Regions from separate parts of the Homo sapiens genome. Here region 2 is linked to region 1. Evidence: read pairs that join two places in POLR2A ChIA-PET (ENCODE). Cell type or tissue: IMR-90. All regions are shown on one strand. Region 1 has its middle 28 kb from the start of LINC01485. Region 2 has its middle 7.3 kb from the start of CPEB4.

Region 1 (5,000 bases):
CAGAATAAAATAATGTGGCATAATATATGGAAAATGCCAAAGACAGTGCCCGCTGCATAGTAGGTGCTTAATAAACAGTAGCCAAAATTATTTCCATTGATCCTGTAATTCAACAAACGTTTAGCAAGTCTTTATCATGTGTCAGAGAGCAGAGGATAAGACAGAGTGCCTGTCCTCCAAAAATGCATCATCTAGGGCCAGAGGTGGGGACATAAGCGGACAGTGAGTGTGTGGTATACGAAGGACTCCCATCACATGTGTGCTGGCAGCGATGGGGCCTGAACTGAGTTGGGCCAGGAAGATAGAAAGGAAAGAGCAAACGGGTCAGGATTTGGTTAACACAGGCTGTGAGCGGTTGGGAGAACTTGCAGAGACACAATTTGGTATTCTGCTTTTTCACACTGAACATCAAATTACAAGCACTTCTGATGTTGCTACATAATCTTCCCGTCATTTTTAATGACTGCATAATATCACACTGCTTCGAAGTACTGTATTTTCCTTCACCTTTTCCCTGTCATTTGATTTTGAGGTTACCAATTTAGAGCTATTACAGATATTGCTACAATGAACATGCATGTGACAGTTTTTTCTTTCAGGGATTATTTCTGCAAGATAAATTCTAGGTCAAAGGGTATGAACATTTTTTAATAGCTCCCACAGCTCACTGCCGAGTTGTTGTCAAAGGGTTCACACACTGGATATTACCATAATTTTATGTATTTTGTCAGAACAGGTAAAACTGGTACTTCAATGTTGTTTTAATTTCCATTTCCTTGATGAGTTGTTTGGCAGGGAAAACTGAATAAAATGAATTTCTTGGATGGATATAAGGGCAAGAGAGTGCAGGAAATTGTGACTGCAGGTAGTGGATTTGGGAGGGGTTTGTCTCACTAAGATGCAGGAAGAGGAGACCTACATGCTGACACTAGTTGCATTTCTTAATTGCTTTGCTTGTATTTTACCTCTCTTCCATGACTGACTAAATCAATAATTAACACCAGAATCATCACCACTGAATGCACGTAACAGGGAAAAAAAATTGTCTTTTCTAACCCTTACTGGCTTTTCAGAAGGGTGGCGACTGTTAAATAGGGACCCTTTATTCTGCTGAGCACTTTGAAGGGTTTGGAAAACGAACTAAAACAAGAATCACATTTGCGGATCTCCCATCATTGATTGGCAACTTGTTGGGTTTGTTGCTGTTGTTATTCACCTGCAGCCTGTCTGTCAAGGACTCAGGGAAGCGGGCAGGATGAAGGCCACCTTAGGGTAGAGAAGAGCGTTCCACTTAGAGGAAGTGTTGGGCTGAGAAGAGGGGAGGAAGGGCAGCTGTGGTCCTTCTGCTCCCCTGAGACTGTTCTGCAGAGAAGATGGTGGTGGGGGATGAAGAGACCAGCCATATGTGAAGCTGTTTTTCCTAGATCAGGGAGGAGCCTGGAGGAGGTATGGTGGAAACATCCAGGTGGGAAGAGGATTCTGAGAACATGGGACGGGGTGGGGGAGGTGGGCAGCTTGTGGCAGTTCCCCTGGACCTGGAAAGCAGGCTGCATGGCTGAAAGGGAGTGTGGACAAGGCCATGTCCAGCAGGTGCAGGGACAACATACAGCCTTTTCAGAAGGAAACTGCTGGATAAATGAGCCTTAGGCAGCAGACAGTATGCAAGTTTTCTGCAAGTTCCCAGGCTCCCCATGAGGGACATTCAGACACTGAGGAGGGCTGATGGTGAGTAGACTTTAGAACCAGAAGCCAATGATTGGGACCATGGATTTCAGTGATGGGTGACCACATGATGTCCCAAAGGCCAGTTGAGACCAGTCACCCTCAGACTAGGACAGGAAGTCCACAGCAGAATGGACACCAGGAATAATACAGAGGACTCCTGGTCTTATAAGCTCCCATCCATGCTGACGCCAACCGCTACTTCCTGCTACGCACATTTGGGAGAAGATGCCCAAATACTCGGCATCACAGAAGGAAAAGAATTTGTAATTCCTGAGGAATTCTGGAAAGGAGGGAGGAAGTAACAGAGATTGGAAGGGAAAAGACAATATGAGTCAGCAAGATGGCGGAAGGCTGTGTACTCTGAGGTGATCCTCCTTTCTTGGTCCCTCCAAATGTTCAGTAAAAGCTACTCAGCCAACCAACTGCTTGTTGTCAGTTGATAACTTGTAAAAACTAATAATGAAGCCTCAGTTTCCAGCCCACATGGATCTAAAATAGGCATCAGATCAGCATGGAAAAGCCGGAGACACTGGGGACCTTGAGGACATGGCCCTGGAGAAATCACAAAAAAGGATGGAAAGGGGCTGTGGCTTTCAAGCCTGTAACCCTGGGTTGCTCCAGCCCAGAGATGCCCATCTCTCTGGGGACAGTCTCTTGAAGCAGTAAGTAATGTGGGCTCTGGGCTGGGCACGGTGGCTCACGCCTGTAATCCCAGCACTTTGGGAAGCCAAGGTGGGTGGATTACAAGGTCAGGAGATCAAGACCATCCTGGGCAACAAGGTGAAACCCCTTCTCTACTAAAAATACAAAAATTAGCCGGGTGTGGTGGCATGCGCCTGTAGTCCCAGCTACTCGAGAGGCTGAGGCAGGAGAATCTCTTGAACCCGGGAGGCGGAGTTTGCAGTGAGCCGAAATTGCACCAGTGCACTCCAGCCTGGCAACAGAGCAAGACTCCATTTCAAAAAAACAATAATAATAAAATGTGGGCTCTGGCAACATACAGCCTGGATCCAAATCCCAGTTTTTCCACTTAGTAGCTGAGTGATATTGGGCAGATCACGTGGCCTTTCTTAATCTCCCTCCTTTATCTCTAAGAACAATCTCTACGATTGTTCTGAGAATTAGATGAGGAAACACCTACAAAACAATTATTATCGCGGCCAGCACATGGCAAAAGCATTGTTTGCTAGCATGGCAAAAAGAAGACAACCATAGTGGAGATGGTGATTGTAGTACACACTCTTAGTCTCCTACAGATTGTCCATTCTCCCCTTTTTCTTGCTCACAGAACCATGCCCAGCTGCAGTGATAAATCACTATGAGTCTGAGCCAATTGTGACAAATATTCTTCCAGCATCCCTTAAGGCCACATGACACAGTTTTGACCAATAGGACTTAAGAGGAAGCCTATTGTGGGGGCTTTGGGAAAGCTTTGCTTACGTGGTGTCTTAGTTCATTTTCTCTTGCTATAACAGAATACCACATACTGAGTAAATTATAAAGAAAAGAAATGTATGTAGCTCACAGTTCTGGAGGATGGGAAGTCCAAGAGCATGGCATGGGCCCTGGGGAGGGCCTTGTTCTGAGTCAAAATGTGGCAGGAGGCATCACATGGAGAGAGGGCAAGAGACTGCGTGTATGTTCAGGTCTCTCTTCCTCTTCTTATAAAGCCACCAGTCCCATCATGGGGGCCCCACCCTAATGACCTTATCTAGTCCTAGTTTCCTCCCAAAAGCCCCGTCTCTAATCAACATATGAATTTAGGGATTAAGTTTCCAGCACATGAAATTTGGAAGACACATTCAAACTATAGCACCCAGCAAAAATAAAAGAAAGAAAGAAAACCTGTCTATAACAACACTTTCCCCACAGCTTCATCCTGCCTTGAACACAGATGTGATGTCTGGTTCTATGAGGGCATCTTGTGATTCTGAGAGACAAGCATGAGGGGAGAGGCCAAGGGAATCAGAGTTACTGGCCCCGGCATTAACAAGCTGCTGAACCAAGGCTATCGTCTGTTCATTCTGGACTTTTTGTTATAAATAAGAATAAACTACTGGGCCTTGTTTTTAGTTACTTGCATCCAAAGGCATTTCTAACAGATATAATGTTTATCTATCTCCAAGGAGCAGAGAAGTCCCAGTGGACTTCCAGGTTGCATGTATATTCTGACCTACAAAACTGTCATATAGAATCACTTCCAGTTTCCCAAAGTGTCACAACATCCATACCCCTAAAAAGTGGGTCCAGGAAAATCATTCCACTTTGCACCATTAGAACTCAGCTGACAAATAAAGTGAGGCCAAGTTATTATCTAAAGCAATAAAATAAAATTTCTGCTTCCAGAGCAATCAATGAGGAAGAAATGGTTACATGAGAAAGGGGAGGGGTTGAGTCATAACCAATACTATCCCGAAAAATCCAAGCACATGTGTTTCCCACTAAGAAATTACCACTATGACTGCCAAATTTCCAATTATTCAATTGACCCCAATTCATCTTAATCCGGACTGTTCTTGGTTTGTTTTGCCTTCCCAAGACCCAAATTAACTATTCTATAAGCTTCTTATGAGTAACGACCAAGTCCTAGTTATCTTTGCAGCTCCAGTGCCTAATATGGGACCTGGCACAGATTAGGAGCTCAATCCAGAATAAATGAATGAACGAATGAGAGATTAGGACAGAATATTTCCAAGCCAAAGACTTCAAGCCATCAGTTGGGCTGAAGTAGAAAAAGAAGCTGCATAGCCAAACAGTTGCAACCATGGGTGCTCCAGTAAAGATAACTCAATTCAAATCCTGTGTCTGCACTGTCATACACCAGCTGTGGGGTCTGTTCGAACCACTGGCCTCCACACCTCAGTTTCCCTTCTGTAACATGGGGCAAGTTATGGCACCCTCATCAGACTGGCTATGAGGGTCATAGTCATTTAGTAAGTGTTCACAGAAAGCACTCAGTGAAAGGCAGGTGGTGGTGGTGTTATTATCACAGTATTTCTATTCTGTGTAGACAGCATCAGGATCACAGGGAGGGCTCGTCAAACACAGAGCTCTGGGCCCCACCCCCAGAGTTTCTGATTCAGTAGGTCTAGGGTGGGGCCTGAGAATTTGCATTTCTAACAGGAACCAGGTGATGCTGCTGTTACTATTCTGGGAACTGCACTTTGAAAACCACTGGCCTAACTTATTGCTGTGAGGTCACAGGCAGGCTGTGCTCGACAGAAGGCAGAAAAGGAGAGTAAAGAGAAGGAAGAAAGGTAACACACACACACACA
Region 2 (5,000 bases), 62 kb after region 1:
AGATGATAGTTCTTGGACATTTGCTATAGGCTAGGTACGATGCTAAGAGCTTTATACATATTACCTCGTATAATCCTTTCAACTAACTGCTCAAAAAATGTTATCCTCATTTTCCAGATGCTGAATCTGAGGTTCAGAAAGACAAAAAGACCTGCTCACAAGTCTCTCAGCTGGCAAATGGGAGAGGTGGGACTTGAGCCAATCCTGCCTGCTCTGAAAGGTCTGTGTTCTTAACCAGGAAGTCGGTGCCTCCCTAAATGTCCTTGAGCTCTTTTGGATAGTACACAGAGGAACTGTCTCTTATTTTGATTTCTAGACATTTGTTCCACTCAATATGCATTTATTTCAGTGTATATTAGGAAAAATAAATAACAGTAACTTCTTATGGCATATCATATTGATTTTTCATTTACATTAGTAATACGGAATTTTCCTTTTAACTTATTTACTTAAGTTCTAAAATATTGAGTCCATTTACAAACAATGTTGAATGAATAATAAATACGATATGTAGTACAATAATACAATACAAATTATGTATCAAGTATATACAAAGGACTAGGATTTGAAAAATACTGCCTCAGAAACCACCATATATGGGTTTAAAAGAAACACACACACAATGAAACTAATAATTAAACTCTCACCACTCTCACTTGGAACTTGCATTTCCAAGTTTGTAGAATGTTGCTTAAAAAAAATATTCCAGACCCTGCCTAATGAAGACTCCAAGCAGTCTCTAAATTGCTAACTTTGAAGCATGTTTATTTCTTTTTCCTGTTTCTATTTTTGGAATTTAAATGGCTGAATGGATTTTTAAAAATTGCCTCTAAATAAAAAATGAGCCAGGGGCCTGGAGCTCTCTTCTGTCTCATTTGAACTCTGAGCAAATGGTGAATTACAACACCCCTGGACATAGTGGTTTCTAACTACCAAGCTGCCAGGCTTTTAAATAACAGCAGCACCGAATTGTGGCCATAATGCTACCTATTTCCCTTGATAAATTATTTATGCACTTATTATATTTTACATGGGCTGCTGAATCTGAAGGTACTTCTTTGGGGGCCAGGTGATTTCAAGAAGCCCATTACTGAGAATCAACTCAACAACATTAGAAACTAGCACATCCAATTGTATGTGATATTACTCATTAATATTACATCGTTACTGCCTCAGCAGTTGTTTTGGGTGGTGATAACTTTATGTGTGTGTGTGTGTGTGTGTGTGCATGCACTATCCAAAGGCTTCAAGGCAATCCACTTCATTAAGAAGCTGTTTAACATTGAGGGTACATCAATAAAAACTAGCTTAATGCAATCGTGGAACTGTACCTAAGATGACTCGGCCAAATGAAGCTATTACCCATATAATGTGTTTCACACAAGATGGAAATGGTTTACTAAGTTTATAAAATCACTCTCCAGGATTTACAGTGACTGATTTGCTGTAAGATCAGCAGTGTGGTAGAAGTTTTATGCTAACAGTAACTTCACATATGCTCTTAGGAAATTGCTATATTTTCCTCCAAAACAACACAAAACAGCAATGAAATAGAGAGCACTGTTTGTAAAATGTTCCAAAGCACGCTTGTAATTCATCCTAACATTTAGTATTTGGACTTTGTTTGTGACTTGCATAGAAGAAACAAATTAATTAATTCAGCCTTAATTCAACAAACACTCATTAAACGCTTACTATGTGCTGGACAAAATGCTGGGCCCAGGGAACACCAAGGAGAAAAGAAGAGTCCCTGACCTGGAGGAGCAACTCCAGTAGGTAGGCTCTAAATGGTCAATTCCATAATTGTCAATTATGCCGCTAAGTGTCCATGCCAACTAGGAGAAGACACTCACTTCTGCTCCAAGGGCAGAGAAGGCCATGCATGCTTAGTAGAAGCTCCCCGGGCAAACAAAGCAGGCGAGACCTACGGTAATTTTATGGTGGGCATGTGAGACACTTGTTGATTCCTCCAGAGCCTTTCCCTCCTCCTTTGCTAGCTGAGTCCTGATTTTGTTTATGTTTCAGGTTGAGCTCCTTTGGTCTCAGGGAAGGTGGGTCCATGTCTGATCTAGATCAAGGAATGTGACCCAGCTCTGACCAAAAAGATGTAATAGGGAGTGAGCAAGTGGAAAAGGCCTTTCCTATCTGATCAGAGGAATGTTCATGATGAGAAACTCTAGGCTCTTTGCAGCCCTTTCCCTCTAGCTTCTGAATGCCTGTGTGATGACAGGGACTGTGGCAGATTTCTTAAGACCTTGGAGGGAAGACCAAAAACGTCTAGAGATTCCAACCCAGATCCCTGACATCACTAGCCTTCCAGCACCAGCAACCACCCACTCCAGCCTTCTTGATGTGTGAGAGAAGTAACCTCCAATTGTTTAAGGCACTGTGTTACTTGCTGCAAATAGCATTCATGACTTATTGCAAGTTTGTGGAAACACAAGTTTTTCAGGGTGCTTGAAGCAATGCTCTTAAAGGGTTGCAAGGGATGATGCTGAGACGTCAAGCAGGTGCCAGGCTGTTGAGGGCCCTGATGCCACATTAAAGGAGTTTAGCAGTGCTTTCCAGGCAATGGGTCCTTTCCCAGTGGGATACATCAGATGACTGGAGGCAGCACACATATAAGGCAATGCATAATCTTGAATCACACAACCAGACATTTAGCTCTGTTCCCATTCTCTTTCAGTCCTTCTAATTACATAAAGAAGATCTTTCAAAATTGGCCTAGGTGGCTCACGTCTATAATCCCAACACTTTGGGAGGCCAAGGTGGAAGGATCACTTGAGCCCAGGAGTTCGAGACCAGCCTGGGCAATATGGTGAGACTCTGCCTCTACAAAAAATTTAAAAAATTATTAGCCAGGCATGGTGATGCACACCTGTGGTCCCAGCTACTCAGGAGGTTGAGGTGAGAGGATGGCTTGAGCCCAGGAAGGGGAGGCTGCAGTGAGACAAGGTGAGAGAGCCATTGTACTTTCTCTAGGTGACAGAGAGAGACCCTGTCTGTTAAAAAAAAAGGAAAAAAAAATTGGCTTAGGAAGTCTTTACTCTCTCTAACCTTATTAATCTTCCTTTTCAACAAAGATAAAGAATTTTGATAATTACCTTTTGGTTATAGCAAGTGGTACTTGTTTTTCATTTTGGTTGGTGAATCAAGTTTCCTTGAATGTATACTTATTTAAATTTTTTTAAAGTAAGTCAACTTACTGAAAAATATTAAATAAGTGATAGTGCAGGAGCTACACCTACATGGCAAAAACTGCAACGCTGTAATGAAAAACACTGAAGTTTGAAAAATACAGTTGAGTACATCAGGGAGCCACTCAAAGTGTTTAAGCAATGGAGTAATGTAATTAGACTCCCCATTTACAAAGATTTAGTGGACAAGGCCAGGCATTAAGCCTGAAAATGACTTTTGAAAAAAAAAACCAAACAAATTTCAGATGAGAAATGATCAGACTTGAACCAAAGCAGGAGATAGGGAGAAAAGGAGATGCTAAGGAGAGAAAGGGAGGAAAACTTAGGGACCAAGAATAAAAGGATGGAGAGGGAGAGGGAGGAGTTTGGGATGATTCCAAAGTTTGGCTTAGGTAACCGAAAGAATGAATCATGGCACCATTAAATGAGCTAGAGAAAATCGGAGGAGGACTAGGGCTAGAGGGAGGGTGATGGGTACAGTTGGCCACATTGAATTGACAGCCTCTCATTAAACCCAGACGGTGCTGTAGACCACTGGTTCTCAAAGTGTGTTCACCAAACCATCAGCATAGCCTGGCAAATTGCTAGAAATGCAAATTCTTGGCGCCACCCATACTTATTGAATGAGAAATTCTAGTCTGGTTTAACTAGTTCTCTAGGTGATGCCGATGCATGATAAAATTCAAGGACCACTGGGCAGGAGACAGAATTCTGAGTCAAGATACCTGGAGAAAAAAATTTGGATTATTTTAGACAAGGCCTTTCCTTGGGCCTCAGTTTCCTCAGTTGCAAAATGAAGGATTGACTGGGCTATAAGATCTCCAGTAAGTCACCAAACCTCACTGGGTCTCAGTACTTCACCCCTAAATTACCATCTCCCCCTTCTTCTTTAGTAATAGAACCCCAATTTTTAACTAAGTACTTGGGAGTCCAGAATAAAGATCATACTTTCCAATCTCTTTGGCCACCAGGTATGTGACTAAGTTATGACCAATGTGCAGAGAATGGAAGTAATGTGTGTGTCATCTGAAAAGTTTCCTCAAAGAGAAGAGTTCTGTCCTTTTTCATCTTTTCCTCTGTCCTTTGGTCTGGAATGCAGACATGATGGCTGGAGCTTGATCAGCCATCTTGTATCATGAGGGAGAAATCACACTTGGAGGAGAGAAGAGCAATGAGTTAGAAGGAAGCTGGGTTTCTGATGACTCATTGAAACCACCCACTAGCTCTATGTTAACTCTTCTAAACTTCTTTTATGTGAGAAAGGAACTATTTTATTCTAGCCATTTTTATTTTTGACTTTCTCTGCTCCTACATTATTACTAGAAAATCCCTTGTACCTTATACTTTTATTAAAAAATACTATGAGAAAGCCAAATCAGAATATTTGGGGGCAGGGCCTAGGAATCTGCATGTGATGACCTCCCCTGGGAACTGATGAACTCTAAAATTTGAGGTTGGGTGCCTAGGAATTAACTCATATTATTGTTTTATAGTTATATATATATACTCCATGAACAAGGGAGTAAGAAATTTGGGTATTAAAAAGATTATTTTGTTTTTTGTTTTTACACATATTGATGACTTTCTTTGCACTTTTTTTGCTTAAGGGTTTGGAATTGAAACTCTTTGTAGTTCAAATTCTGCCCATAAGGAAATCATCAGACAAACTGGACCAGTGCCTGTGAGCTTATGGCTATGTTGGGGTTAGAATTTTGATCCCTGACTCCCAGCTCTCCGACCTCTGGACCCTGCAGCTTCCCTGCAACCTCTGAAAAGTTACTTTTTTCCCAGCATTGCAAGTGA

Evidence for each region. Peaks named below come from ENCODE experiments on the same cell type or tissue, not always from the same donor. Only the 100,000 strongest peaks of a DNase experiment are listed, where the experiment ranks them.
Region 2: POLR2A ChIA-PET joins it to region 1 with 10 read pairs; 14 of 35 experiments call an interaction of 5 or more read pairs at or near these places.

What each region holds. Positions count from the first base shown.
Region 1 is chr5:173,816,449-173,821,448 of GRCh38, forward strand. No RefSeq gene overlaps it. Among named protein-coding and RNA genes, the nearest start is that of LINC01485, 28 kb to the left of the region's middle. In IMR-90, no CTCF peak of the experiment used is centred here; no DNase peak of the experiment used is centred here.
Region 2 is chr5:173,878,550-173,883,549 of GRCh38, forward strand. No RefSeq gene overlaps it. Among named protein-coding and RNA genes, the nearest start is that of CPEB4, 7.3 kb to the right of the region's middle. In IMR-90, no CTCF peak of the experiment used is centred here; a DNase peak (open chromatin) is centred at 2,242; H3K27ac peaks cover 171 bases.